2 separate regions of the Mus musculus genome follow, and region 2 is linked to region 1. Evidence: chromatin loops called from intact Hi-C (ENCODE). Cell type or tissue: heart. All regions are shown on one strand. Links, peaks and the distances in the headings refer to the core of each region. The heading gives the core; the rest is flanking DNA. Region 1 holds the start of Sumo3 (small ubiquitin-like modifier 3). Region 2 holds the start of Adarb1 (adenosine deaminase, RNA-specific, B1).

Region 1 (14,793 bases), core at 5,943-10,942:
GTTGTTGAGACAAGGTCTCACTATGTAACTCTGGTTGGCCTAGAAATCTACTGGTAGACCAGGCTGGCCTCGAACTCACAGAGAGCCACTGGTCTGTGCCTCCAGGGTGCTAGGATTAAAGATGTGGTAGCCTAGCCTTTTGTCTTGCTTAGTTTTGTTTCAGATATTTCTTGCTCTAATTCAGGCTAGGCTCAAACTCACAGTACTCCCCCTGCCGTAGCTTCCCTGGTCCTAGGATTATGGGCATAAGCCAGAACACCCAAGGCTATACATTGCTTTTGTGAGCTTATTTCCAGTTGAGTGAGTGAATTTGTAAACCGAGTTCTTTTTTCCCTTTCTCCCTCAGGTCTGTTTAAAGAACAAAACCCGTATGAGAAGTTCTAAGGTGGCTGGCACACACTTGTGGTGGATCGTGCAGTTCCAGAGTTTCCTGGGAATGCACTCCCCAGCAGAGCCTGCAGAGACCTCACCACCATGGCCACCCTTGACCTGGGTGATCCCTCCAGCCTCTACTGGCACCAGTGTGGCCTTAAGAGGACAATCCTACTCTTGTTCCCTCTGTGTCTGTATGTAATCACCTGAGACCTTAATCTCGTTGATGTCCTTTTTGGGGGGAGGAAGTATACTTGGTCCCCACACTCTGCAAGCCGATTACGAAGCTGGCAGCCTGAGGTGCTGACTAGCTGCTGAGTGGCCTTGCTGGAAGATTCACATTGCAACAAGCAAGAGTCATGTTTACTTTGTTAAGGCAAGAACTGACCACCACCCTTGCTTCCTGAAGGCTGTGTTTTGTCTGTAGGCCCACTGCTGTGATGGGCCCTTGTTGTTGTAATTTTGGTGGCCTCTTGGAAGGCACTGTCCCTAAGTCTGGTAAGGATTGCCTTCCTAACCCAGCTCCATCCAATAGCACAAAAGCTTATAAAGTCACCTGAAGTCTTTAATAATCCCTCAGGAAGCAGTCCTACCAAAACCTGCCATGAGACGTCCAGGCCTCTTGGATGACATTTTTCATTTTCAGTCTTTACTAGACTGAGAATTTCCTGCTGTGGGAAACCTGAGCTCTGAATTTAGTTTGATCCTCTTGTGAGTGCTGAATGTCCAGCATGCTGGTGCATGGACTCCAGTGTCCTTAGAAGGGCTTTGTGGAGGGTCTTGGACATCTCCCTCCACAGATCAGGCAGCTGTTGAGTTGGTCCTGTATGTATCATGGAGGATGAACAGCATCTCCACTGGCCATCCCATTGTGGGAGCTGAGTGTGTAGGAAGATAGGAGGACCCCACACCATTCTGCCTTCCAGGAAAACTGCCTGAGCTGGCATAGACACCCACCTCACTTCCACCCTGCTTCCAGCCATGCCTCCTCACCTATCGTGCCTGACACATCCGCACGGGCCCTGGGAAGGTTGTCAGGAGACACTCGGGTCCCTGAGATTCCGTCCACGCTGTACATTTCTTTGAAATCCAGATGTGTCCTAGTAAGCAGATCACAACCCTGATGGCAGGGTAAGGAGTAAAGATATTCCCTCTGGGAAAGCAGCCACCAGCAGATGAGGTGGTCTTACTGTAGGCTCCCTCATGCCTAAGACCTCACCTAGCATCTCGGTAACCTTTTCACCTGTCAGTCTGTCCAGGGATTAATATTTTCCTCTCTTCAGATTTCCACAAAGTAAGGGAATAACCTTTACCACAATCTGGAGTCTTACCATTTTTCTGCTTTGCTAGGCATTTGATGGAACTTAAAGCCTTGTCAAACATTTCTTAAGTATTATAGCAGGCATTGAGAGTTATCTTTCTCCTGTCTATTGAAAGGGAACCCTCCTTACAGGCCCTGATGAACTTCGTATTAATATGTCGCCTGTATAAATTGTACCTGTTAGGTTGCTGAGCTGATGTTAGAGTATTTAATTCTCCAGCCTAAGGAGTGCAGCAGGTGCTCGTGGGAGTGGTCTGTGCCTACCTTTGAGCAGCATGAAGCCACAGAACCAAGCCTGACACCATCACACCCCGTGCCTTAGTTTTTAACCACTGTCCAATAAAATGGTTGAATATGACTTTGATTTCTTTGTTTTGTCCCAAGGGTGGACTGGGGCTGTGGCTTTCCAGGTAAGGTGGATTTGCCCTGTCATCTGTGTACCATGTTCCACAGGGACTGACTAGGCCAGTCCTGAAGTGGTCACCACCGTCTACCCTCCATGTAGAAAGGTTCTTATTGTCATCTGCCCTGTCCAATCCCACCCCACCAAGCTCAGCATTCCATTTTTATACTGGTACAAAGGTGGCCGGGCCGAGGAAGTGGCTCTGCATGGCTGTCAGCTGACACTGGCCCCTGGGTGCCCACCATCGGCATGGTAGGTGTAGCATAGATAAAAGTGTAGGTGTTGCCGAGTCTGCCTGTGACCTGCTGTTGGCTGTTGACTCCCAGGGTCCTTTGTCTTAGCTCAGCCTGGCTGCTTGAACCTGTTGACTGTTGTAGTAGAGACAGACATAGGGGACTGGGCATGGAAACTGACTCTGCTGCGTTCAGGTTAACACTAAAATAAAGAGACTGGCTTACAAGCCCAGGAACTAGAACATAATTCTGAAATATGCAGGGGAGGGGGCAGGGAGGGATGTCAACAGCCTTCTGATATAAAAGTCTGCCCTCCTGAGGCATGTCCCTGGACAGACGTGTTTATAGGAAACACAAGCCCTGGGACAGGCCATCCAAACTGTCAGACCTGCCAACAGACCACAAAAGGTGAGGACAGGTCCCAGAGCAGGTGGGAGCCCACTCTCCCAGCCTTGTCTTGGGACCACAGCCCTTTGCAGGTTACCCTGGGCAAATGATGTTAGCAGTTGTCACCCTAGATGATAACAGAGAAAATCTGGATGGGTGTGGGAAGGCCAAGAGAAGTTCTGGGGATCCAGTTGGCCAGATGTTAGATGTGTTGAATCTTTAATGTTCCAGGGGAGCTACCTAGGAACTGCTCTAAATCCAAGAGTATCCTCAGCTTGAACTCTCATTCACTCATGCAGGAAGATAGCACAGTGTAGTTGGGTTGAGGAGGGGCTCACTCAGCCATTTCCTGTGTCTGCAGACAGAGGGGGTGGTGCTGGGGTGGGGGTGGGGGTTACATCAACCCTTCCTTCCCAACACTTGGTTTTAAGAATGAGATGTCATGCCTTACCAAAAGCAGCCATGGGTGCTGTTAGCTGGCTGGGTGTTGGGACCTCACCTGTCACCACCCCTCAATCCCATAAGTGGTACTCACAGGGCAAGCAGTCTCCCACTTTGTAGGGGTCAGCCTCAGCTTTGAGTTCTGGTCCTGCCTTTGGAGCTCAAGCAGAGGGGAGTGGGGGGGGGGCTCACAGTTGGGGGTCAGACCAGTTTAACCCAGGGCTGCCACTGTCTCCTGCTCTACCTCAGTGTTCTGGGAAAGGTGTCCCACGGGCACCAGTGCCATCCACACCCAGAGGGAATGTGATAAAAGAGGAAGATAGGGGGGGGCCATGCAACCAGAGGGGAGAGAGAATCAGCACTGGGCTGGCTGCTTGGCATTGGTCAGTAATGCACCCTGGGTAGGATCCGCAGCCACAATGACCAGCCATGCCAATATGACCTGCCTAGCACTCTGTCCTGGCTTCCTTAGGAGAAACCGTTGGTACCCCAAGCTTGCTGGCTTCCCAAGCTTGCTAACTCTGGCTCTTAGCCTTTCCTGACTTTTCTTCCTGCTCTGCCTCCCTTACCCTCGCCACACACTGCCGCCTTGAGAGATCCTCCGTCCCAGAGACTACCTCTGAAGCCTTGTTCCACTGTCTGATTCCTTTGAACTCTATCAAAAAGTTGTCACCTGACCCAGGGAATGTGTCTTAGGCATACTGCAGTGAATTGGGGCTTCTCACAGTTAGTTTTTATGTGGCATCTTGGCTGGGTGGCCCTGCATCTGTCTGCCAGTGCAGAACAGTGCTCGATCCAAGGTGTTGATGTAATTTTTTTGTAAAAGATTTAATTATAATTTTATCTAAGTACACTGTCACTGTCTTCAGACACACCAGAAGAGGGCATCAGATCCCATTACAGATGGTTGTGAGCCACGGCGTGGTTGCTGGGATTTGAACTCAGGACCTTCAGAAGAGCAGTCAGTGCTCTTAACCACTGAGCCATCTCTCTAGCCGCTGTTGATGTAATTTTTAAGCTGTTTTATTATATTCTATTACTTTTACCTCCCTTCTAATTCTTATCCCACCCTGATCCCTTCCAAGCCCCAACACAACACAGATTAAAACCATAGGGGATTCTCTCTCCCCTCTGGTTGCATGGGCCCCCATATCTTCCTCTTTCATCACATTCCCTCTGGGTGTGGATGGCACTGGTGCCCGTGGGACACCTTTCCCCAGAACACTGAGGTAGAGCAGGAGACAGTGGCAGCCCTGGGTTAAGCTGGTCTGACCCCCAACTGTGAGCCCTCTCCCCCCCACTCCCCTCTGCTTGAGCTCCAAAGGCAGGACCAGAACTCAAAGCTGAGGCTGACCCCTACAAAGTGAGAGACTGCTTGCCCTGTGAGTACCACTTATGGGATTGAGGGGTGGTGACAGGTGACAGGTGAGGTCCCAACACCCAGCCAGCTAACAGCACCCATGGCTGCTTTTGGTAGGAGGGAAGAGATTAGAGGGGGAAAGGAACATAGGCTTCTCTCAGCCAACTGTTTCCTACTCATGAGGGGCATGGGGTTTCTTGGGCCAAGTCCAATCATCTTCAGACTATCCAGCAAACAAGCCATAGCCAATGCAGCAGCAGCGGCAGCAGCCACAGGCCCTCTGGGGTCTCGAGGTAAGACCTCTCCAGAGTTTCTAGAATTAAACTATCTGCTGCTGGCAAAAATCACGTCCCTCTAAAGCACGAGACAGTCATAGTCAACAGCTGTGGATAGAGTGAAGCGGCCCCTATCCCACACCTGGGATTAAAACAAAAACATATTCACGTAACATAACTAGGTTTTTGGTTTTCCCATTTATACCATCTCCAGAGATCGCCCCTAGTTAAACTACCTGCAGCTGGCAAAAAGACAGACCCTGACAAATGCACGAGGCAAATCATAATCACCTGCTGTGATTGTGCTGGACTGTTGGAGTTTAATTTTTGCTTTTGATTGTGACTGTATATATATATCAGGATATTTTTCCCTCTCGAAGGAAGAAAATATTTTAATGGATCTCACAGTTAAGAGTCTTTTTATTGTAAAAAGAGTTTGGATTTTAAAAGATAAGCAGCCTCTTATCCCACAGCTGGAATTAAAAAAAAATCTTTACATGATTTTTTTTTCAATTATTTATTCACTTTATATTCTGCGTGCAGCTCGCCCTCCCAGTCCCACCCTAACAAATCTCTCCCTGCATTACCCCTCCCCTTTTCCTCAGAGAAGAGGAAGCCCTCCTTTGGTACCACCCCGCTCTGGTAGATATTTAGTCCCAGCAGGACTAAGTACATCCTCTTCCACTGAGGCCCAACCAGGTAGTCCAGGTAGTGGAAAAGGATCCAAAGGCAGGTAACAGAGTCAGAGAGCCCCACTCCACTTGTTAGGGAATCCATATGAAGACCAGGCTGCACATCTACAAGTGTGTTGGGGGTCTAGGTTCAGCACCTGCATGCTCTTTGTTTGGTGGGCCCATAACTGGGTTTTTAAAAGAAACCAAAATTCTCGCTACACCTGTGTGTATGGGCCCACGTCACAGGCCTCTCACTGTATGCTCCATGGTCTTCCTGCCTGTCTGAAGATTTCCTTCTGCCCTATCTTCCAGTTCACTAATCTTCTCTTCCACTGGATCTTATCTGCTTTTATGGTCATCCAGTGGATTCAGATCTCATTTGCTTTTGTTTTGGAGAGTTTCAGTTGGATTCTGAAATATGTTCTACTTCTCTGTGCAAAGTTTCTGTCTTTGAATCCATTTCCTGGACGTATTAATCACAGCTACTTCCCAGTCTATCTGGTTAAGTCCATACCCTCTCCTGTGGGCTTCTTTCTCCTGGATAAGCTTCCTGGACTGGGTCATGCGGTTTTCTTTGTAAACATTCGTTCTGGACTCTGAGAAAAAGAACACATCAGCTAAGTGGAGTCCTTGCGCAGTATCTTCACATGGACTCTTTGCCTCAATCTTTCTGCTTCAGGTTGCTGGTGGGAAGAAGACGGATAAGCTTTGCCCAGATTGTAACTGGACAGGATGGTCTTGGGGCTGCAAGGGCTGAACATACAGCTACCCAGCTGTAGTTGCAGGCTGCCCTTGGCCTACAAGAACTGGGTACTCCTGGAAGGCAGGCTGGGGCTGAAAGAAAGACTAGACAGCGAGAGAAATAATGAGGCCAAGACAAATTTTCTCTGATTAAGGCCCCAAAGTTTACTAAGAGTCTGTGCTTATAAAGGGGGGAGTCTCCCCTCCCCCCAATTCATTCTTGGTGCCTGGAGACAGCCTGTAGGCGAAGTGCAGGATAGGACGTTTCAAGGGTCTCTCAGCAGGTAGCAGAGTCTCGGAGAAGAGCAGAGGTAGTTGACATAACAATATAGCCATCTAAGTAGGAAGACTACCCTGCAGGTGGCCCCACCTCAGTGGCTGACAAGGTCCTTGTCAGCTCGCTTCAGGTTGGGGGAGGCTACACCCAGCCTCTTTCCTAGTTTCATGCTTTGGTGGCAAAATACACCAATGAAACCAGTTTAGGGAAGGAACAGGTTTGGGTCTCAGTTCCAGGTCCATCCTTGTGGGGAGGCCAAGCACCCTTCCTTTCTTGACTTTCCTTTCCTCAGAGAAAGTCTCCTTGTTGCTAGCTACCTGGAATCTTTATGAAAAAAATTTAAAATAGCTAGCTTGAGATAAGGAGTCTCCTCCAAACTCGCGATCTTCCAGCCTCTGCCTCTCTGGTGTCCGTGCAGCTATGGGAGGCAACAGGACCAGGACATCCTTCACTGCAAGGAACCTTTAGAATCCATCCTTACAGGGAGTTCCTCTGAGCCAACCTTCTCTGGCTTTTTGGTACTTGAAAGCATGCTCCATTTGTAGAGCCATTTATTTAAGTCTGTAAGAAACATGAACATATTTGCTTAGTCTCGGGAAATGTCTTAGGTTGTGTCTCTTTGTTCCATTTTCTTTCCTTGAGATTCTGATACATACTTGCACTGATCCGGGATTCTGGTCAGGTGGATACACACTTGTACTGATTCAGCAGGGCCTCTGCTTCTTCCCGTCCCTCTCTTTCCCTGAGACCCCAGAGTCCCTTGATTTCCCTTGGGAAGTTCCTCAGCCAGGGCCCTCTCTTCATCTTCTCTGGATGCTGTTCTTGATCCTCAGCTGTCTCCTTGGAAGAGTGTGTGACTAGGTGTGTGTGGAACCTCAGCTTATTATGGGGTGTCTGGGTCTGCTGTATGAAGGCAGGCTGGGATGCCCCATGCAAGGCAAGCCACTCTTCTCAGGTAACCAAAGTCATGCTAAGGTCTCATCCATGCCCAAGGGGCCTCCTTACAACATTAAAAAAAAAAAGGTGTGTGTATGTGTTCTGTGTATGGGTAGGTGTGTGTGAGTGCAGTACCTATAGAGGCCAGAAGAGGGTGCCAGACGTCCTGGAGAAGGGGCGCTGAGATCCAAACTCAGGTCCTTTGGGAAAACGGAGTGTTCTGTTTACATATACACATAGACATAGACATAGACATACACATATCTTAAGAACAGGCTTTGAAATACACACGAGTGAGCATCTTCCTGTTACCGGTTGTTCACTTTGCATAATGGTAGGCTTTCAGTGTGTGAATGGGTCATCATATGGTGTGAATGGATCGCAGTGTGGCTGTTTCTTGCTGCAGCTCACGTAGGTGCCGAGTTCATCCATCCTGTGCTGCACGTGTTGTTCTCCGATCACTTGGTAACAGATGCCCTCAGCCACAGACCCTCAGGTTTGATTCTTGTATCCTATAAACTGTTAATACAACACTTTATAATGCTTGGCATCTTAGAGCTGGTGGTACACTGTGGTCTGAACACTGCCTGCCCCGAGTCACTCACAGCTAATAGTGGAGGGAAGGTGTGCTCTGATCTCCAACAACTGCTTCAGTCAGCCTGGTTTCTGGAGTCCTGTCTCCCAGTTACACAGTCTGAGCTGGACATTCCAGAGATATGTTCAGCTAAGGATGACCATGATCTGTATTTGAGGAAAATCCATACCTTGGTCTGGTCTGGGTGTGGGATGAGTTCCAAATGCGTCCTTGTGGAAGACCTTGACAAACTTCTCGAAGAAAGGTCATGTGTACAGGGGAAAGGCTAAAAAAGGTTGGCTTCACAGACACTTGGCTTAGTAGCTTTGCAGTATTACCAGGAAGTGGGGATACTTGTCTGCTGGCCCTTCCTTGGAACAGAAACATACTTCTGTCAAACAGAGCGCCACTTCTCTGGAGGCTGCTGTGTGGTCCTGGAACACGGCCAATCAACACCTTCCTGAGACGACTGTGGGTGACTGTGTCAGCCCTGACTGGCCTGATTTGCAGGTGTTAGCAGACAGACACAGAGGGCCTGTGGGCTGCATTCTAAAAACTCACGCCAAGATACAAGGAAAGGACACTCTTGACCCCTTAGCCAGGGCTCCCGATGGATCTTCCAGCTCAAGCTTCCCTTGTTTTGCTTATCTAGTTGACTCCTTGGGCATGTTATTAAACTTCTAGGCATCTTGGTGTGCTGTGTAAAATGGGTTATTAGTGTCCACAATAGCATTCCAGAAACAGCAAATGGTAGGTCAGAAGGGAAGCTTTCTGTGCCTGTCACTCTCACCCACCCAAGCCACCTAGTGGTTACTTTGGGACTACGTAAGGAGGGAGAAAGGCAGCTAGATAGTGAGAATGAAGGGGAAGAGCTTGTCCTTCTGGAGAGCCATCTTGGGAATGGCCCTTGTGGAGGCTGGTCCACCCCATCCAGGAAATCAAATGAAAAAAGATGAAATGGGAGCATGTGCTGGCTTTCTGGGCCAACAGAAGCCATCCTCTGTGTCCTCAAAGGATGCCTTTTCTAGACATGAGCCCTCCTGTGACATTCAAATTAAAGGCCAGAGGCCTGTTCCAGGAGTGTGTGGTCCATAAACCATGCCTGGTAACCTCCTTATTCGTCTTCCGGACCACCTGAAAGGGTTAGCCTGAGTTTCTTTGCCCTCTCTTACCCAAATGCAGCCTGCATATAAGAAAAAGTCCCCAAATGTGGGTGGTGAAGAGGCTACTGGTTGGGCCAAAACGTTCCTCTGGGTCCTGACCTAGCACACAGCGCCCCCACTCCTCCCGTGCCTCCCTGCGTGGACGCGCAGTCTTGCACCCACATCCGGGGTCTCTGGGCCTAGGACCTTGAGTCGCGCGTCCCCGGGGCTCTGCGCGCACCCGGGCGCCTGACCCGCCCCGTGACGCATTCGCAACCGTCCTGAATCGCGGCTGGCCAGCGCGCACCCGCGGCGCGGGGCGCGCGCCTCGTGCACGCGCCCGACCACGTGACTCCGCGCGACCAACCAGCGCGCCGGGATTTAGGGATAAAGCGCGGCCCCGCGACAGTTGCGGCGGGAGAGCGGCGGGGCAGAGAGCGTGACTCGCCCGCTCCAGTGCCACCGGTTCCCGCTGCGCTTGCCGCCGCCGTCGCTGCGCAACCATGTCGGAAGAGAAGCCCAAGGTAAGCCCGGTACGCAAGCCGCAGCAGATTCCGCGGAACGCAGGCCGGGCCGCGCGCAAAAAGGGCCCGCGGGGCCGCGCCCGAGCCTCAGCGCCCCTCCCCCACCGACCCGCGCCCCTCCCCCACCAGCATTGCACTCCGCCCCGGGCAGCGCGCTAGCCCCACCCCCGGCTGTGCCTCCCGCCACACCAAGGCTCCGCCTCCGGGGTAGCCCCGCCCCGGGTGTAGCCCCGCCCACGGCTCGAGAACCCGGAACTTGGGTGCTGGTTCTTGGTTCGCAAGGGCCTCACTCCCTGACGCGGCCATCCTTTCGCGTGCCGTGCGCACAGTTGCACGCGTGGTGCTGCGCGTGAGGCTCAGCGGGCGCTCGTGAGAGCTGCACCGGAGTAAGAGCAAGGCTGGCCGCTCCGGGCTTCCAATGTTCGCCCGGCCGCATGCCCTTCCACTCCATCGCCGTGGTCTCGGCAGTTGGTGCGTGGGAAGGCCAGGGTTGCCCATTTCAAATTGAACAGTTTTCCCACACTCACCTGCCCTGCTGGGGGCAGTTTTATCCAACGGGAGATAAACGTTGGAGCCTGGCATTCTGTGCTCTTGACTGGCCTGGAGATGACCACTGTGTTGGCTCAGGTGAGAGACCCCAGGAGCAGGGCAAGCATCTGGACTAATGCCATGGTACCATGCTCAGCAGCCGAGCCCAGAAATATCTTGCCTGCGAGGTCCTTACCTTTAATTTCAGCTCAGCCTTGGGTCCTGCCTGCACCATCCCGGATATTGAATGAGCACCTGTTCGCCCTGTGCCAAGAGTAGACAACTTACTTTATTATATTTTGTAGCTGGTAACTACAACAAGAGTTGTAACCTTTTGGTGCGGTTAGGCAGGAAGTGAATGCCTGGTGTGTACTGGAGTGGCCATGCCTTCTGCCTCGGGTTAGTGGAGACAGAGGGTTATATGTTATATTTTGGTGACGCAGCCCAGGGGCTGTTGTCCACTAGGCAGATGCTCTACCAGTGAGTTACTTACTCTCTCCACACCCCCACAGCGGCCCCCCCCCCTTTTTTTTTAGACAAGGTTCCTTTGTGGTCCAAGCTGTCCTGGAGTTTAAGACCAGGCTGACTTCAAACTCAAAAGAGATCTTCCTGTTTCTGTCTCCTGAATGTTTCCCTGTGTAGCTCATGCTGGCCTCCACCTATACCCAGGAGCTCCCGGGTGTCAGGTGTTGGCAGTCAGTGTGCTGAGTAAGCCCTCCTTCTTCTGTATTTACTTGCTAATTAGAGAACTCCAGGCCAGAGCCCAGCCAGGCATCCTTCCGTTGGAGGGAAGCAAGCCTGAGGCCTTTCACCTCTGTCTCTGTTTTTGAACACACACATCCTTTCGGGAACCGGGTTAGAAGTCAGCATCTTGGGACCTGGAGTGATTCATGCTTCTCACTAGCGGACTTTACTTTTTCTCATATTGGATGCCACCCTTTGGAGAAGGGGGCAAGCTCTGTGGACAGTGCTGCTGTGTCACTGGTGTCCTGGGAGTGAGTGGGCAGGGGAAGGGGAAGGGATGATGCCTCAAGGTGTGCCTTCAGGTTCTTGATGGAGCCTCTCTCCTGCCGAACCATTTCTCAGACTAGAAGGAGCCATGCTCCTACCTAAAGCTGTTAGGACCCAGTGCAGGGCAGGTTGCTTTCTGCACCCTGCACCCGAGCTTCCTGACACTAGTCTACCTCTCTCTCCGGGAATAAAAATGTTGCTGAGGACACCCCTGGGAAGCAGGGTGCTTCCATGGAGCATGCTCTGTGGAACCGTGGGGGAAAAGAAGGCTGGCGTGAGGACAGGGAAAAAGCTTGATCTGCAAGTAGAGCAAGGGATCTGTTTCCTAGAAATAAATGGTTCTCGAGAGCTGGAGAGACAGCTTAGCGGTTAAGAGCACTGGCTGCTCTCCAGAGGACCAGGGTTCAATTCCCAGCACCCACATGGCAGCTCACAACTGTCTGTAACCCCAAGATCTGACACCCTCACATTGACATACATGCGGGCAAAACACCAGTACATATAAGATATTAATTAGCTAATTAATTAATGATTCCCAAGGCTGGAAAGACAGCAGTTAGGATCATGGGCCATTCTTTAAGAGGACCTGGTTCAAGTCCCAGCACCCATGTTACTGCTGACAAACATCTGTAACTCCACTCCTAGAGGCTCTGGCACCTTCTCTGGCCTCCTTGGGCACTGCCTACATGTGATTCACAGACATACATGCAGGCAAAATACTGATACACATTAAAATAATAATAATGAAGGTTAAGAAGTTGCCATGAATTCTTTCATCCACTGTGGCTAAAATAAGCATCCCACGGGCCGAACAACAAGAGGAGTTCCTTTTCGAACTGAACAATCCAAATTGGCCCAGAACAAACTTTTTGTTCAAAATGTGTTTCCAGGCAACAAGAAGCGCTGACTGTGCCTTTGCCCAGCAGCTTGCGTGTATCATGATTATATAAAAACTGCCACTGCGTAATAGGATTTGTCCTCCAGTATGGCGGATAGGACCCAGGGCCTTGAACACACACAGTGTTCTTTAGAGCTATACAGTGCTCCGGAAGAAAGCATAGTCTGAGATCAGAGGGCCTGGGGGGACCACAGCCTTTACCTTGCTGACTCCAGACAGTCCAGGGGACCACAGCCCTTACCCTCCTGACTCCAGACAGTCCAGGGGACCACAGCCCTTACTCTCCTGACTCCAGACAGTCCAGGGACAACAGCCCTTACCCTCCTGACTCCAGACAGTCCAGGGGACCACAGCCCTTACCCTCCTGACTCCAGACAGTCCAGGGACAACAGCCCTTACCCTCCTGACTCCAGACAGTCCAGGGACAACAGCCCTTACCCTCCTGACTCCAGACAGTCCAGGGACAACAGCCCTTACCCTCCTGACTCCAGACAGTCCAGGGACAACAGCCCTTACCCTCCTGACTCCAGACAGTCCAGGGGACCACAGCCCTTACCCTCCTGACTCCAGACAGTCCAGGGACAACAGCCTTTACTGACTCCACTGGATTCCCTCAGGGTCCTCCAGTGGCCTCTGGTCCTCCACTCTTGGCTTTATGTTGGCTTTTCTTACCAGTCATAGAGAGCCAAGTGTAGTCTCAAATGTGTGTTTTTACTAGCCTCATAACTAATTTTAAAACAAAGATGGATTTTCTTTGGCTCTCTAGATTTAATGAGCAGATTTTTGTCTTTGAATTGGTAGTCTGTAAGGACTGGCTTTGCACTGTGGTTTCTATCACTGTGCCTAACAAATGTAGGTTAAAAATACATTCTGTGTAAAAATAAGACAGTCACACGAGCAACTCTGAGCTGCTGGGAGAATTTTGAGAATTAGGTTGGTTTTAATGACTCAAAACAACCTTACCCAAAGACTTGCACTTTAAACCCTGGTGATTCTGAGCTGGCTTTTGAGACCCATTTTCTGTGTCTTGCAGGAGGGTGTGAAGACAGAGAATGACCACATCAACCTGAAAGTGGCGGGGCAGGATGGCTCGGTGGTACAGTTCAAGATCAAGAGGCACACCCCACTGAGCAAGCTGATGAAGGCCTACTGTGAGAGGCAGGTGTGTGCTGGCCAGAGAAGGAGCTCTTCCAGGGCGGGATGTGGGGTGGGGAGCTGGGGGGCGGTTGGGGGTGCTGCTTGTGTTGCAGGCTTGCCCTTGTTGCCCTGGGTCTTGGTATCTGCATGTCCTTCTAGTTGTCTCTCCCTGGGCTCCTCTACATGCTGGGTGGAACTTGGGCTTGAGCGGTCTCTGGTGGGATTTGTTCCTGATAGACCATCATAACGGTGCACACTCCTGTAGGGCCAGCACATGGCTCTGGTGAGGCCCTGTGGTGTGCTCAGATGTGGGATCAGTGCTGGTTCGAATTCCTCTTCCTCTTTCTGTCTCCATCCAATTGTGTTTGTGTGTACTGTTCTCACTGGCGATTTCAAATTTTTTTATGTTATTTAGGAAAGTGAGGAGACACGTGACCCTGTCCCTTCATTACCGTTTCAAAATAGCAAGCTGACTGACCTTGTCCCCAACAGTGACCAGCTGGGTTATCAGTGTCACTGTGTACTCATGGCTCTTGTACACACTATGCTTGGGTCTGTCCATCATCTATTCGTTCTTAGTAAGGACCTTTTGGCAGGTGGGTATGCTCTAGCCTGCCTGGAAGTCCTTAGTCTCACTTGCTCCTCTGTTGTCTGCCTCAGTGGCTGCCTGGCTTGCTGCCCATATTCCTAGGTGCCAGTTCCTGTCTGGGCCCTGCCATCTGGTGTGAGGATAGTGGCATCTCTCATTACAGTGGTCCAGGGTTGCCCTGAGCACTTGTGCACACAGCTGTGTGCTGTCCTTTGTTTTGTTGTAAGTACTCTGAAAGGTAGTGCCTGTGATGCTTCTCCTTGTCCTCCTCCCCACTCCACCCCCCTGCCTGAGGCCTGCAGATGGTGCCCTTGGCCTCTCTCCTGGGTTTTGACCTCAGGCACTTCTCACCTGTGAAAGGTGAATTGGATCTTTCCTATGATGCCATGTCCCCTTATGCCCCCCCAGCTGAGTCAGCTGCCGGTGCTATATGCCACCATCGGATGGCACGTGTGTAGGTGCGTTCCATGCCGGTGCTGTAATCAGTCTGCTTGTGTTTGCGTGGGCTTCTGGTGCTCCCACACCTGCTGAGATGCTCGTTCTGTTGGAGGGCACATACTAGGTCAGCTCCTTCAGCGTTCTTGGGCATCCTGCTGGCCCCACCCGACCCATTGTTTGGAGGTGAGGTTGTCTGCACAGCTGACTTCACACAGTCTTGGGAGAGTCATTGTGGGGGCTTCTTTTGTCTTCTCTTGCGTCTTTTTCTGTGTTAATTCCCTGTTTTTGCCTTGGAGCATCATCTCCCATATCTGACAGGGTCTTGCACAGCTGGCTGTGTGGAATAGTCTAGGCTGAGGTGCACTACTCGGGAAGTTGCCGTAATTCTCTGTGAGCATCCTGTATTTTGGAACATGAGTGACATTCTGATTCTCTGATGTGGGGTCTCAGCAGGGGCTCAGGAAGATTCTTCTCACTCTGGCAGGGTGCTCTCTGGGCCCTCCCGATATGTAGACTTGTCTCTACCTGTCCT
Region 2 (14,793 bases), core at 5,776-10,775, 190 kb before region 1:
GTGAGACAGGCATGGTGGTTGTGCTGGCAAATTTAATGTCAAGTTGACACAAACTGGAGTCCATCAGAGAGGAGGGAGCCTCAATTAAGAAATGCCTCCAGAGGATCTGGATATAGGGAAGCCTGTAGGGCATATTCTTAATCAATGATTGATAGGAGAAGGCCCAGCCCATTGTGGATGGAGCCATCATTGGGCTGGTGGTCCTGGGTTCTATAAGAAAATGGGCTGAACAAGTCATGGTGAACAAGCTAGTAAGCAGCACCTCTCCATGGTCTCTGGATCAGCTCCTGCCTTCAGGATCCTGCCCTGTTTGAGTTCCTGTCCAAATTTCCTTCAACAATGAATAGCGATATGGACGTATAAGCCAAATAAACCCTTTCCTCCCCAATTTTCTTTTGGTCATGGTGTTTTATCATAGTAATAGTAACCCAACTAGGACATGGTGCATGCCTTTAAATTCTAGCACCAGGAGGCTGAGACAGCTGCATCTCAGTGAGTTCAAGGTTAGCCTGACTACACAGTGAGACTCTGTCTCAAAAGGCAAAGAAACAAACAAAATACATGGAATTTAATTTCCAACAACCACATGAAGACTCACAACCATCTGTACAGCTACAATGTACTCACATACACTAAATAAATAAATAAATAAATAAATAAATAAATAAGTCTTTTAAAAAAAAGGAAATTGTAAATGTGAATAAAGTGGTTACTTTCTGGGAGCCACTCTGAGGAAGGGTTGTGAGAATCCTGACTGATCACTGGTCAGTCAGAAGTTCCAGAGGTCCAGATAATAAAGAGGAGACCATCTTAAGGACAGAGCCCTTACTTAGCCTAGGGGAGCTACCATCTCCAGGCAGACAGTATCCAACTGGACTGAATCAAAGGATACTGCTGGTGTCTGCTGCAGAGCTGATCGCTTACACAGTGAAATCTTGCCCCCCTCTGAGAATGATGTCATGAGGGGATAATAGGAAAAGCTGAGTCTGAGTTAGTGTTTTCTGTTTCATCTCTCCTCTTCCTGAATCCAGTCCTGTACCCACTGTCTTGTCTTTCCCCACCTCTACATTATGTGGAAGCGGTAAAGAACCTGCACTGCCTGCACCACCTGTCCCTACATGTCTGTCCATCCAGCCCCACCTTCAAATCTCCAACTAGACAATGATATGGCTCCTTCCACTAAGACAAGGTATGTCATCAACCTAATGGAAGCTTTGTTAAACATGATGAACGTCACTGTGTCTGCATTCTCCATGTCACCTTCCTCTGGGGCTGGGGGACATCCCTAATGCACGCTGGCATTTCCTCTAGAGCTTTCAGATGCCAGGTTTGCTCATCAGGGCTACATCTGGTAAATTAAGATGTTAACCTCCTTCCACTGAGGACACTTAGAGACAGGGAACTTTTTAATAAAGAAAAATTCCATTGCATATAAATCTCTCATAAGAAGGCCATTAGGCATGTTTGCTTGTTAAAACCAGTATTCTAAGTTCTATGCCATTCTTCTTAATCCAGGCAGCAAGTCTTCCAAATGCATTTGAATGAACTGAAGGCAGTAGCTACCTCTTTGCTGGGACTAAACATCCTTTCCCCTTCAGCCCCTGGAACCTTTTCAAGGACTTGCTTCCTGCAACATTCATTCCAACCAAATCATGACCATAGTACCATCACTATCCAAAACAAGATGCACAGGAGCCAAGCCCCCCAGTTTGAGTTTCATGAGTCTGCTCTCTTTAAAGAAAACTTCCTTAGAGAGTCATCCACATTTAATGCCCCAAATGTCCGTTCTCCCCACTGCTTGAAAACCCACTGAAGTCATTGATGGCCTGCCTCTCATCAGATCCAAGGAAATATTTCCCAGACCCCTTAAAGCTGAGAAGCACCTGATCATTCATGTCCTAGACTCCTGACCACTGAGCCCTCCTGCTTGCCTTCTTCAGCAGCGTAGTCCGGCATCCCCTCCCCTGTGGACTCCTTGCCAAGAGTCCCTACCAGCACCTACCTCTGCTCCTCTGCATCCATATTCACTGTCCGGTCTATGAAATGAAACAGCAGCGATCCTCTAAAAAGACACCTAAATTTGCATATCTGGCCCAACCTTTTCCTGAGCCTGACCTTGAATTTTCCTTTCTATCCAAATCTCTATTCAGTTGACTAATCATAAAAACAATAAGCAAAGCAAACTGTCTTAAATACTGCTAGTCAGGTACTATTCTAGGGCCTCTATATTAGCTCAGTGTATCGACTCAATGCCCTTTTCCTTCTTTCTTCCTCTCTCTCTCTCTCTCTCTCTCTCTCCCTCTCTCTCTCCCTCCCACCCCCTCTCTCTCTCAGTTGTTGTTTTTGAGACAGGATCTCATTATGTACTTCTCTCGGGCACCAAACTGCCTCCTTCATTCTGGAATTGAAGGCATGTGCCACCACCACGGATACACAAGACACAAATTCTATTCTCCTTGAACTAAGGATAAAGAAATGAAGCACAGAAGAACTACACAGCTAAGAGTTTAACACCACACCCAGGCAAGCATGTGGTACGATTACTAGGCAAGGTCTCAGGATTCATTTTCCAGATCTCAAGTCCTAATCCCTACCCTAAACACACAACCTTCCCCAGGCTTCCTACTCTACCAATATGGTGCTACCTCATGCTAAAAGTCAGAAGACTCAGCTCTAAGCAGCATGCTGTGGTGTATTACTTCAGTATCCTTTTTTTTTTTTTTTTTGAAAGCACAAAAGCACCACTATAATCTACACTCCAAGTCGGTCCTTTCAGTGAGTGTAAATGAACACTAAGTGGTAAGAAAGGGTTGCCCTTCTCTAATTGGCACATCTTCCTCTGTCAGGTATATTAATAAAAAAAAAAAATGGTGCACCTCACAGAGAAAGCATCTTACACAGTGATGAATCCACCTCTTCCCCTTGCTGGGGCCCCAGCCTAATGATCAGGCTTCTAACAGGGCTTCCTCCCTGGCCTCCACCGGCACTCCTGCCTGCAGTATTGGAGTGAGGGGGCTGAGTGTGGCATGCTATAGAGAGGATCTGTCTGACTGTGTGACCTTGAAAGAGCACCTCACAGTTCCCTGCTTTGACAACCCCCATCTATAACATGGGAATAACAGTAACAGACTCCAGAGATGGCTCAGCAGGTAGAGACACTGGCACTCAGGGCTGACGATCTGAGAAGCTGTCCTCTGATCTCTACATCGCCTACACTCCATATATACATAAAAATAAGATAAATTAATAAGAAAACCGAACAGTAATAACGTTTACCTTTTAGGCTGTCTACTGGTTGAACTGACAAACATACAGTCACCTGGAACAGCCTAGCACATGACAAGCTCCTGAAAACCCACAAGCCAGAATGATCCTGTTGAAAGATAAACCAGATCACATCCTTCCCTGCCCTGTTCAAAACTCTCTAGAAGGGAAAGGGGGAGGGAGAAGAGCAGGCAGGCTAGCCCTCCTAAGACCGCCCATCATTCTAGGATTAAAATTTAAATCCCTCACCACAGCTTCTACACTCCAGCAAGAAGCAGCCCTCCCCATCTCTCCAGCCTCATTTCCTGCCTCTCTCTCTCCCTCCCTGGCCACAATGGCTCCCTGATGCTAACAACACATGTCAAGGCCTTTACCCCAGAGTCTCCTCTTCCTGGAAGGCTGCATCAGGCTGTACCCCACACTCCTTGGTCAGCTATTCGGTCTGCTTCCACCTAGCCTTTCTTCCTTTGCCCTTCAGGGTGCACAGACATTAGTGTCTTGCTCACCCTGCCACTGTTCCCATACTGAGAACCTCAAGTGGGCAGAACCTCACCAGACTCACCAGGACAGAACCTGGAACACGGGCACCACTGATGAGAAAGAAAACAGCACCAGGTTTGAAAATCACTGATCTAGAGCTACTTTCATTCCCTTCCTGCTTCATCTGAACTCAACCCATCATGCCTGAAACCAAAGTCACTGGCATAGATGTTCCTAGAGCGCCACATAAGTAAAAACACTGGGAAGAACAGCAGGCGGTATTATCAAATTGTTTAAAAGCAAGCAACAACAACTTGATATTAATGATCCTAATTGCAACGGAAGGCAAGGTAAATCTCTCTGCATCTTCTTCATCCACGCTCCAAACAAAAGGCATACCTCAAGAAAGACACTCACCAAGGAATAAGGAATCTTAATCTAGTGCAAAAGTTCTTGACCTCATGAGGTCATGACCTCTTGGGGGTATACCCCCTTCATGGGGGTCAGATATTAGATAGTCTCCGTATCATACATCTACATTATGATTCATAACAGAAGCAAAATTAAAGTTATGAAGTAGCCATGGGACTAATCTTACAGGTGGAGGTCACCTCAACATGAGGAACTGTATTAAAGGGTCGCAGCATTAGGAAGGTTGAGCACCACTGATTTAGTGAATAATTTTTAAGTGAAATTATTGCTAGTTATTTGTCTTCCTTCACATACTAGGAACATATTAAATAAAAGGTTTTTAGGCATAACCATTTCCCCTACAGCAAATTATGGACTTGGAAATTCGTATGTTAGAAAGTAACACAGAAAACTGACTCTCTGAGCCTTCATCCTAACCTTGACCACTTCCCTAATGAATGCATAACTTCACTGACTATAATCTTCAGAAGTTGCCTCTAGAAAACCTCCTAGCTATTTAAACAGCATTCTCTGGTCCTTTGTATTTACATGGCTAATCACAGCACTCAAGGCACTAAAATCCAGTTCTTAAATACAACTTACTGATAAAGGAATTTTGGATTAAAACTTATGAGCAGGTCTTCCTTGTGCCCCTTGTATAAATAAGAATCCTGCTGTTACACTGTTAAGGAAAACTTCAAAGCACTATATTTTAAAAGCTGAGCCTAATGGCACGGGTCCATAATTCCAGATACTGGGGAGCCTAAGGCAGGAGGACTGAAAATTTGAGGTCTCCCTGGGCTGCATATAGATTGAGTTCAAGGCCAGCCTGGGGCAGCTTAGTGAGTTGCCTCGAATGTCCTAGGCTCTTGGTTCACTCCAAAGTACCAAGAAAAAAAAAACTATATTGAAATATACCACAACTATACACACACACACACCACCACTACTGAGACAATGTACAAGCCATACACAATAACATCTTAGATAACTGAGCAGTAGGGTACAGACCTTTTGGATGTATTATATACACATGCATTGCTTGTCTTCCTGGATGTATTATGTACACACTTACGTTTTTTAAACCTACAAGCAAAATTTTTCCACTTTGGTAAATACAATTTTATCTTTAAACGCTAACTCTTAAAGTGATTAAGAAGGCAAACTGTCAGTAGGTTCTTGTACTGTGCTGTGGAGGTCAGCGCTGTAGCTCCAGAGGGGAGGTCTAGCACGTGACCAGTTAGAGACTGTTCACTCACTGGACAAGATGGGTTTAAAGGATTTTTTTTATTCCAAAAAATTCTAAAGCAGTTTAAATGCTTTACGGCACATAAACTTACAAAGAAGTGAATTTGCCTATGAGCCAAGATGTGCTTTCAGGATGATGTTATTTCTTGGTAGCTAATCTTCCTGTCTGGGCCTACCAGCAATGACTGAATGGACACATCATGGAAGATACGCGTCATCAGTTTCTCTCTTCAACAATGTCCTTGCAGAAAGGTCTCCTTTGCTCCTTCCAACTGGAGCGTCACAGCTGACGTGGAAGTAGCTGAGTGTGCCCAGTTTCTGAAACCCCTTGACATCTAACAGGCATGGAGAACACATTCCTTTCAAAGCCTGTGGACTCCACCTCCCCACCACTGTGGGATCACAGCACCCAGCCCAGTGTGTCTCATCCACTATTTATCAAGCTCCTGTTGTGGAGGCCCATGCTGTGAATCTGCCCCTTGGAGGATCCTGTACCAAGGGACCATTAATTCTCTCATTCCAAAAGGAGCTGTCCCAACCTACCTTCTGCCTCCTTTTTTTTCTCTCTTTCCCTCCAGGGAACTGTCTCAAGGAAGAAGGGTAAAGAAGTTTCATCCATCCCCGGAGAAAGAAAAAACAAAAAACAAAAACAGCTGGCTTTTACAAACAGTTTTGTCTTGAGACAAAAACAGGTTTGGAAAAATGCAGCTTCCTTTCAAAGGAACAAAGAGGGTTAATACATTATTCCTATTCTCAGTAAAAACTAATGTTTGATCATCTTAATTACCGCACCTACCAGTAAAAAGACCAAGTTTGCTATCGGGCTTCTTTTCGTTATACTTCCAGAATGGAATACAATAAATGATTTTCAAAAAAAGAAAAAAAAAAAGGATGCCCTCATCAGAAGTAACCCAAACCTGCTAGGTGAAAACACTGACCTCCAACCAGACACTCCAGTGCGGATATCCCCCTCATAAATCCCGAACGGAACACTTTTCTGGTCCTCCAAAGGCGACTCCGGCGCCACTAGTCTAGCGTCCACAGCCCCATCTGACATTTCCCTTGCACACAGACACCACACAGTGATTTTCCTCTTGCCTATGTGTGCGCGTCAAAATTCACCTCCAACCCCTAATGTCCCAGATGGCTCCCACAAACAGCAGACGCGCTGGGTACTCGCGCTGGGTACTCGGAACTTCGTCTCCCAGGCGCTCGGCGCCCATGTGGGCTCTGAGCCCTCGGAAGGGGCATGGACCACCAAAAAAGCAGCCTGCCTCACCTAGGTTACGGTGTCCACCCCGTGGGAGCGCAGTGTCTCCTTTGCAGGACACAAGATGCTCTCACTGGGCGTAGCTTTCCCTCTGTGGGATATAGGGTTAGGGTCTCCCTCCTCGGAGTTCAGAGTATACTCTGCAGGGCACAGGGTTCCCTCCCTGTGCCCTTCCTCTGGGCGCCGTCTCGCCTCTGCGGAGCACATGGTCCCTTCTGCAGGGCACAAAGTCCCCATCCCCTGGTGCAGCTTCCTCTCCTCAGAGCACAGGGTTCCCACCCCCCAGCCTGAGCTTAGCCTCCCTTCTGCTAGGCACTGGTCCCTTCTGCAGAATACAGAGCTCAACCTTTCCTCTACCAAGCACATGGTCCCTTCTGCAGGGCACAGGGTCCCCATCCCCGGACACAGATTCAGAGTGACACAGGGTGTCTCTTCTCAGGGCGCAGCTTTCCTTTTGCAGGGCACAGGTCCCCTCTCTAGGATACAGGGTCCCCATCCCCGGACGCAGCTTTCCTTCTGCAGGGCACAAGGTCCCCCTCCCGGTGTGCAGTGTCCCCTGTGCTGGGTAAAGGTCCCTTCCCGGGGTACAGGGTCCCCTCCCCGGAGCACAGGTCCCCTCCGCCCGGTACACCATTCCCCTCCCCGGGCGCAGTCTCCTCTCTGATGGGCACAGGTCCCCTCCCTGGAGTACAGGGTCCTCTCCGCGGGCACAACCTCCTGTCCGAGAGGCGCACGGTCGGCTCGCCGCGGCGCAGCGCATCCCACGCGGACGCGGCGCCTCCAGGAGCGGACGAGCCGTCCTGGGCGCAGCCTCCTCCTGCAGCGCAGCGCATCCAAGAGGACCGCGGCCCGCCCTCCGCGCGCCGCCCGGGATGCGCCAGGGACCCCGCAGCTCGCCGCGGGCCCGGGCCCCGCACCATAGGGTCTGGGGTCGGTGGTCAGGTCCGCGGCCGCCGGCGCTGCGCGGCCTCAGCCACCTGCCCCGCGCTTACATAAACGCGGCCGCCCGCGTCCCCGCCGCCTTACCTCCGCTCACGCTGCGCCCGCGGGCTGCCGGCGTCTGGCTCTGGGCGCTGCGGCGGCCTCGGCTAGCCCCGCGGCCCCAGCTAGGAGCCCCTCGCCGCCGCCTCAGCCTCAGCCACCTCAGCCTCAGCCGCTGCCTCAGCCTCTGCCTCTAGCCTCGGCGCCGGCGGCTCCGCCCCCTCGGCTCGCCCCGCCCCAGCCGCCGCAGCCGCGCGCGCGTGCTCGCTTGCAGGGGTGGAGCCAGCGCTCCACGCTGACGTGCGCGCCTCCTGCCCGGAGCCGACGTCCGGACTCGCTCGCGGCGGCGGGAACTGCGAGGGTTAGCGGTTAGAACCAAAACAGGTCGTGCGTCGCTAGGGAGACTCGAAGCGGAAGGGAGCCTCCGACACGCACCGAGAAGATCGACGGGGGCGGGGTTCTCGAACTCGCGGGCAGGAGCCTCGGATGGGACCTAAGGGGACAGGTGGGACCAAGGATCCTAGAGATCCTGTGGGATCTGGGAATGGGGCAGGGAAAATCAGAGCGAAGCCACTGAAGTGCGACTGTGACCGCCGCTTGAAGACCTACTACACCCCGTACGTGGTACCCTGGCATCCCGCAAGAATCGTCCCTGGGCCTTCGTCCAGTTTTGAGAGCTGGCCCTGGCCACTGACACCCACCTCCGTAGACCTTGAAAATAAGTAGGGAGAGGAGCAGGGACATGATTTTGTGAAGCAGGGTGTCTACTGGTGGTCACTAGAAATGATGGCCGGTTTTTAACCTAGACCCCAGGGTCAAGTTCAGGCTCTGCCACCTCTTAGGCATACCAGATGTGTCTTGTGCTTGCATTGTCTGTTTCCACGTTTGTTTAAAAAGAAAAAGGTCTAGTAAAAGACAAGTGCAGGTAGGTAAAGTACTGTGTCGAGCATCCAAGATGTGGTCAACAACTTGTGTGGTTCCTCGCCAGATTGTCTTAACCTGGGGTGCTATGCCCAGAACGGGGCCTGGAGAGGTCCAGAATCGGAAGCATGAACTGACCACAGGAGTAGTGTTGTAGCCGGTCCACATCTGCTTCCATCACAAAAACATGTCCTTTGGACCAGCTAGCCACTCAATGAATTCTTCAGCCTGCCTAAAAGGTGGGCACCAGGCAGTGCCTACGGGTGCACTTGTTGGCAAGTAAGTAGAGATCATCACTCTTGGAACACCTACCAGGATGTCAAGCTTCACATACAAGTATGTGCACAAGGACAAATGTGTCTGTTTCTAGGTATCACACTACCCCAGAACTTAGTAACTTAAAGTCATGGTTTGTAAGTCTGATGAATAGCAGCTTTTATGCAGTGTTCAGCTGGTTTGGTTCATCTCTGCTTCATAGATGACCTCACTCCCTTATGTCATGTGTTACCTACTGTTAGTAAGCTAGCTCTCGTTGCTTCTCATAATGGCTGTGGTTTGGCCACAAGAGAGCAAGTTCCAGCCTTTTCATCCCCTGTGCACATCACCTGTGTTCCTGTGACTCATTGACTGAATTGAAGATGCTGATCTGACACAAGTACATATGAGAGACAGAGATCTGGACAAAGGAAGTATGCTCATCTGAGATGGTCGCTTTGATAGATCTTTGGTTCATTGTGGATTGTTACAGCAAAAACAGAACTCTGCGGTCTCAACCAGGATTAAGTGGAATGACCTTCTTTCTCTGCTGTGTACACTGCCAAAAAAACTAGCTTGAAGTGAAGATAACAGAGCACATAAACAGAAGCTAGAAAATGACATTTTGACAGCCTCCAGGTATCTGTCTGGTGGTGTCATATGCATGGATGGGTTAATTGGCTAGAAAGATATCTTCATCTTCATAGTCTGGAAGTAGAACAGGTCAGGATGCCAGAAAATAGCATAACTGGGAGGCAGTTCAATGTAAGGAGCAGGTATGTTGGACTTGAACTTTGCAAACCCACTATGACACATAGCTGTGAAACTGGACAGATCATTCCATCTATAGGAAAGATGTTGATCCACCTGAAATCTGGTCCATCACTGGTGACCAGAAAGACTTGATGGCGGAGTCTTAGGAATCATAACACATACAAATGTGAATTGGGATATATATATATATATATCAGTAGTTCAGGAGTCGCCACACAAACCACATGAACACCGATTCAGTCAGGTTGGTTTATTGAACACACACCTAAAGACTGATCGACCAGGGCAACAGCTCAGGCTTGAAAGCTAAAAAGCTGTGAGCTGGACATTTCTCAGGGCCAGCTTACAAAGGCTAAGCCCACAAAAACCACAATGAGCTCATACACAGGTGCTGGAAGTGCTTGCCTGGTGGTCAGCCCTGACTCAAGCCATTTTAGACATAACAGCTCATATTGAACTTTAATTTGATGGGTCCTAAGTGAAGCTTATGGCTGTGGAATTTCTTAAAATTAACAAGCCTCATAACATACAAAACATAACAGGGTATGTGGTCTGGTCAGTATGACCCTGCTCTGAGTCAAATTATTTTTTTGCATCAATGACTACCAGGGATATTACAGCAACAATATGAAATAGCTGGCAAGCATGGAGCAAAATGGCTATAGCTATGCTGGGGGCAAGTCTCAACAATATCCGTGTGTGTGTGTGTGTGTATGGCTATATAGTTTATTGAAGGAAATAGGAGGCCTGTGGTATTTGAGCGGTTCCTTTAGCATGAGTGAAGATGGTAGTGAGGGTGCCCAAGATGGAGGAAAGAGTATTTTCACCTCAGGAATTAGAACTGCTGCCAGTGTTCCTGTGGAGTTATACTGACTACCTCCCTTGACTCTTACACCCTCCCTCAAATACCAGGAGGTGAAATAAATTGGATGATTAAATCACACAGGGGATTGACAGATCTGTGGCCCGCTTTTGTGCACTTCACAACCTAAGAAATTATTCTACAGTTCGCATTGTAATGAGGGGTGAAATATGCAATGGGCTTATGTGATATACAAAGCTTAAAATATTCGCCATCTGGCCCATTATATTAAAAAAAAAATGAGCCAAGTAGGCTCTACCTTTTGGAGTTGGGAGTTAGATCAGCCCCCATCAAAGTGTGTGGGCTTCTAGGGAAGGAAAAAGTAAACAGCAGCACTAGTAGTAAAGAGCAATGGCTGATGGGTACCAGCATCAGTGCTAACCCAGGGTCCCAGATTGGATGCAGAGAGCTTAAGTCAGGTGGCACTGCAAGGAATTATTTTGGGAAATAGCTGTCAGTAAGACTAAGGAGGGATGGACTGACCGCCACAGCCTGAGGGGGGAAACCCACAAGAAGGACTGCCATCTGGTGCTGGGGAAGATGATGGTAAGGTAAGTGTTGCAGTGGGAGTGGCGGGGGAGGGGGGAGATAGAGGCCCTTTAGGCTCTGTTGAGTGTGCAAGTCTGTCAGATGCTCAAACAGTATCAGGAAGGCAGATAGCAACACAAGAGAAGAGAGTCAGAAGGAGGACATCCATGGAAGACCCAAGGAGGTAGAAGAGGTCACCAACCACCTAAAGAGAGTGGAGAGAGGAGAAAAGAGAAGCTAGGACAAAGGAGGACCCCAGAAATAAGCCAACAAAAGAAAAGATGAAAACCCACTGGGTTTGAAAACAGGAGGTTAGAGTGACCTTGAAGATTCAGCCGTGTATTGGGGATGCTATTATCTACAAAGAGAAAAACTTCAAATCCCATGCCCCATTTTCTTTTCTTAAGTTTTATTTTTGTGGTGCAGATCAAACTCTGGGACCCATGGAGCATTCTACCACTGAATCACTCTCTGACTTCAAAACTTAAGAAGAATAACAAGTATAGACTAACTTCACTAATAAAATCCAAAATTATTACAGAGCCAGAGGGAAGCACTCAGCAAACCAAACTCCAGCCACAAACAATGGCGTGTTCAAATTACATATTTTCCCAAACCATGACTTTGTGTTCACATGTTTACATGGGGCAGCATTGTATCATCTCGGGAGCTTCAGAGAAGGATTTTTGAGAAGCCAACCTTGGATCAAGCCCATAGTGCTAGCAATAAATAGGCCAAGGCAGGAGGATCAATTCAAGGCTGAGGATAGAATGGGCTACAGAATAAAACCCTATCTCAAAAGGGGGGGTGGAGATGAGAATACAAAGCTTCTAATAAAATCCAGCATTGTTTCTGTTTGGAGAAACACTCTTAGAAAAAGTAAGACCGGGCGTGGTGGCGAATGCCTTTAATCCCAGCACTTGGGAGGCAGAGGCAGGCAGATTTCTGAGTTCAAGGCCAGCCTGGTCTACAAAGTGAGTTCCAGGACAGCCAGGGCTACACAGAGAAACCCTGTCTCGAAAAACCAAAAAAAAAAAAAAAAAAAAAAAAAAAGAAGAAAAGAAAAAAAGAAAAGAAAAAGTAAGAAGAGAGCTTCCTCGGTTCCAGGAAAGTTATATTAAGACTAAGCAGTGGTTCTCAAACTGAATCAAAATCCCAAAAGAGCCTTTCACAGGGACCACCTAAGGCCATCAGAAAACACAGATATTTACATTATGATTCATAACTAGCAAAATTACAGTTAAGTGGCAGTGAAATAATTTTATAGTTGGAGGTCACCACAATATGAGGAACTATATTAAAGGGTCACAGCATTAGGAAGGCTGAGAACCACTGCTCTAAAGGAAGAAATTGATAGAATGAATGTATGTTACTGTCTGGGTTTGTTTTCTGCTGCTATGATAAAAACCATGACCAAAAGCAACATAGGAGAAGATTATACTTTCAGCTTATACTTCTGGGTTTACATTCTATCATGAAGGGAAATCGGGGCAGAAACTGAAGCAGAAACCATGGTGGAATGCTACTTACTGGCTTGCTCTGTGCTGTATAGCTTCCATTTTTATACAGCTCAGGACCCCTGCCTAGGGATGGTAGCTCTGACAGTTGGGCTGGCCGCTACTATAGAAATTAGCAATCATGGTCACAGACATGCTCACAGGTCAATGGGATTGTGACTATTCTTCCATTAAGATTCCCTCTTTCCAAGTAATTCTAGATTATGTTAAGTTGAACAGAAAAAAATTCACACCAAGACAATTACAAGAGCAATTCACTAAACTCACATACTCTATACTGGCATGTCTGATAGTGACTGGTTGCCTAGGCGGCCATCACTGGAAAGAGAGGCCCATTGGACACGCAAACTTTATATGCCCCAGTACAGGGGAATGCCAGGGCCAAAAAAGGGGAGTGGGTGGGTAGGGGAGTGGGGGTGGGTGGCTATGGGGGACTTTTGGTATAGCATTGGAAATGTAAATGAGCTAAATACCTAATAAAAAATGGAAAAAAAAAAAAAAAGAGTCAGCTCCAGAAGCCTGGAGGTGGTGGCGCAGCCTTTAATCCCAGCACTTGGGAGGCAGAGGCAGGCGGATTTCTGAGTTCGAGGCCAGCCTGATCTACAAAGTGATTTCCAGGACAGCCAGGGCTACACAGAGAAACCCTGTCTCGAAAAACCAAAAAAAAACAAAAACAAAAACAAAAACAAAAAACAAAAAAGAATCAGCTCCAGGTGAGGTCACCTCTCTACTACTGGTGAGGGGGGATTTCTTTACATGCATGTTTTCTTTTTGTAAAGTGTTTTATCTTTTATACATTTCTATTAAGCTGTCGGCTTTTATCATACTTATAATCATACTTAAAGTTTTGTGGGTTTTTTTTTTTTTTTTTAACATTTCTGCCTAAGACATACTGGTCTGCAAAATAAAAAACAGCCACTGCCAGGGACCTGTGTTGCCAAACAGTAATTCTAAGGAAACCGACCCGATAGACACTACAGCTTTTTCTCTGGAAACTGAGTACAGCAGCGGTTTAAAATAAGGAATGTCAGGTTGATGGTGATGCTGTTGTTGAATTAGATGCAACATTCAGCTTCTTACACTACATTAAAATAAAGGATCTGGACCAGACAGGATGATTTTTAGGTTTGCTTGTTTGTTGACTATTTGTCTGTCTATTCTTGAGACAGGTTCTCACTTTGTAGCCCTGGTTAGCCTGGAACTCACCATGTAGAACCAGCTGGCCTTTAACTCATGCAGATCAGCTGCCTCTGCTTCCTGGGTGCTGGGATTAAAGGTGCGCATCACCACCTTGTCCTGTTTTAGTTCTTGTAATTACCATGCTAGCAGTCTTTCTTGAGACACAGAGATAACTAGCAACTGAAGAGGGCAGCTCGCACTTATGCTTCCTCTTGCTTCTTCTATGAGCTGTTCTCAAGTTGGCCCGAGGGATACTAGACTCTCAGTTAGTGGGTAAAGCCTCTTGGGACACCCACCATTCAGTATGTGCACAGTCTCAATCAATGGTTTTAACTTAGGACTTAGGGGTTCAAACCATCTGTTCTATGCAAACCATTGGCCATTAAGGCTACAGATGGTGCTCTTGAAAGTATAGTCTGTGTGTATCTTTTGTGCATTCTCACTGGGACATAATACATAGAATAATTAGTACAAGTGTGTTGATAAATCAGCCTGAAGTGTAAACACATGTGCAAACTGCCAAAGGCAAAAAGCAGACATGACCACCATTCCCAGGAGCCAGTGTGTACCACCCAACACCCCTGAGTCTGTGTCCCCAAGATAACCTTGCCCTGATTCCAGCCCATGGGTTAGTGATGCCGTTTTTTACCCTTATATGAATAGGACCACACAATAAATGCCCTTCTGTGCCTTGCTCCTTGCACTTAAGTCTGCCTGAGAGCCAATTTCCCTAATGTAACAACTCTGGCTGGTTACCTTGTAGCCAGGTCACATTCAGCTTCTGGAAACAAGGTCTTCACCTGCCACTGATGAGACTTAGTTTGATGCCTGCTTTTACTGTTACGTCTAACACTCCTATGAATGCCTCTGGACATACATTCCCATGCTCCACCTTCGCATCACAGGAGGCAGGAACCCTCTGCTCCCATAGGCAGTGCCCTTTTCCCACGTGTTTTCTGGGGGGCGGGGTGGGGGACGGGGGATGAGGAACAGACTGCTGGCCACTTTTTGTTGCATTGTGACCTGCCCATTGTCTACTGCACTTCTCTGACAGTCACAGGGCTGAGCATGTTGATGCTCTGAGACCTTCACGGGTGCATACA

The links. Peaks named below come from ENCODE experiments on the same cell type or tissue, not always from the same donor. Only the 100,000 strongest peaks of a DNase experiment are listed, where the experiment ranks them.
Region 2: a loop joins it to region 1, with 1.9 times the contacts of the local background. A loop is called at or near these places in 2 of 42 quality-filtered maps.

Annotation. Positions count from the first base shown.
Region 1 is chr10:77,596,682-77,611,474 of GRCm38, forward strand. Sumo3 (small ubiquitin-like modifier 3) reads left to right here and starts at 9,416. Exons shown (of 4, transcript NM_019929.4): 1 at 9,416-9,660; 2 at 13,131-13,259. The coding sequence starts at 9,640. It overlaps Pttg1ip (pituitary tumor-transforming 1 interacting protein), which reads left to right. Exons shown (of 6, transcript NM_145925.3): 6 at 347-2,051. The coding sequence ends at 384. In heart, for the core only: CTCF peaks have their summits at 7,566 (motif pointing right), 8,794 and 8,996; DNase peaks (open chromatin) are centred at 9,520, 9,880, 10,250 and 10,924; H3K4me3 peaks cover 2,062 bases; H3K27ac peaks cover 2,407 bases.
Region 2 is chr10:77,410,396-77,425,188 of GRCm38, forward strand. It overlaps Adarb1 (adenosine deaminase, RNA-specific, B1), which reads right to left and starts at 7,878. Exons shown (of 11, transcript NM_001024837.2): 1 at 7,700-7,878. It overlaps Gm17769 (predicted gene, 17769), which reads left to right and starts at 7,981. Exons shown (of 1, transcript NR_027377.1): 1 at 7,981-10,544. In heart, for the core only: no CTCF peak of the experiment used is centred there; DNase peaks (open chromatin) are centred at 6,856, 7,116 and 7,906; H3K4me3 peaks cover 2,682 bases; H3K27ac peaks cover 1,977 bases.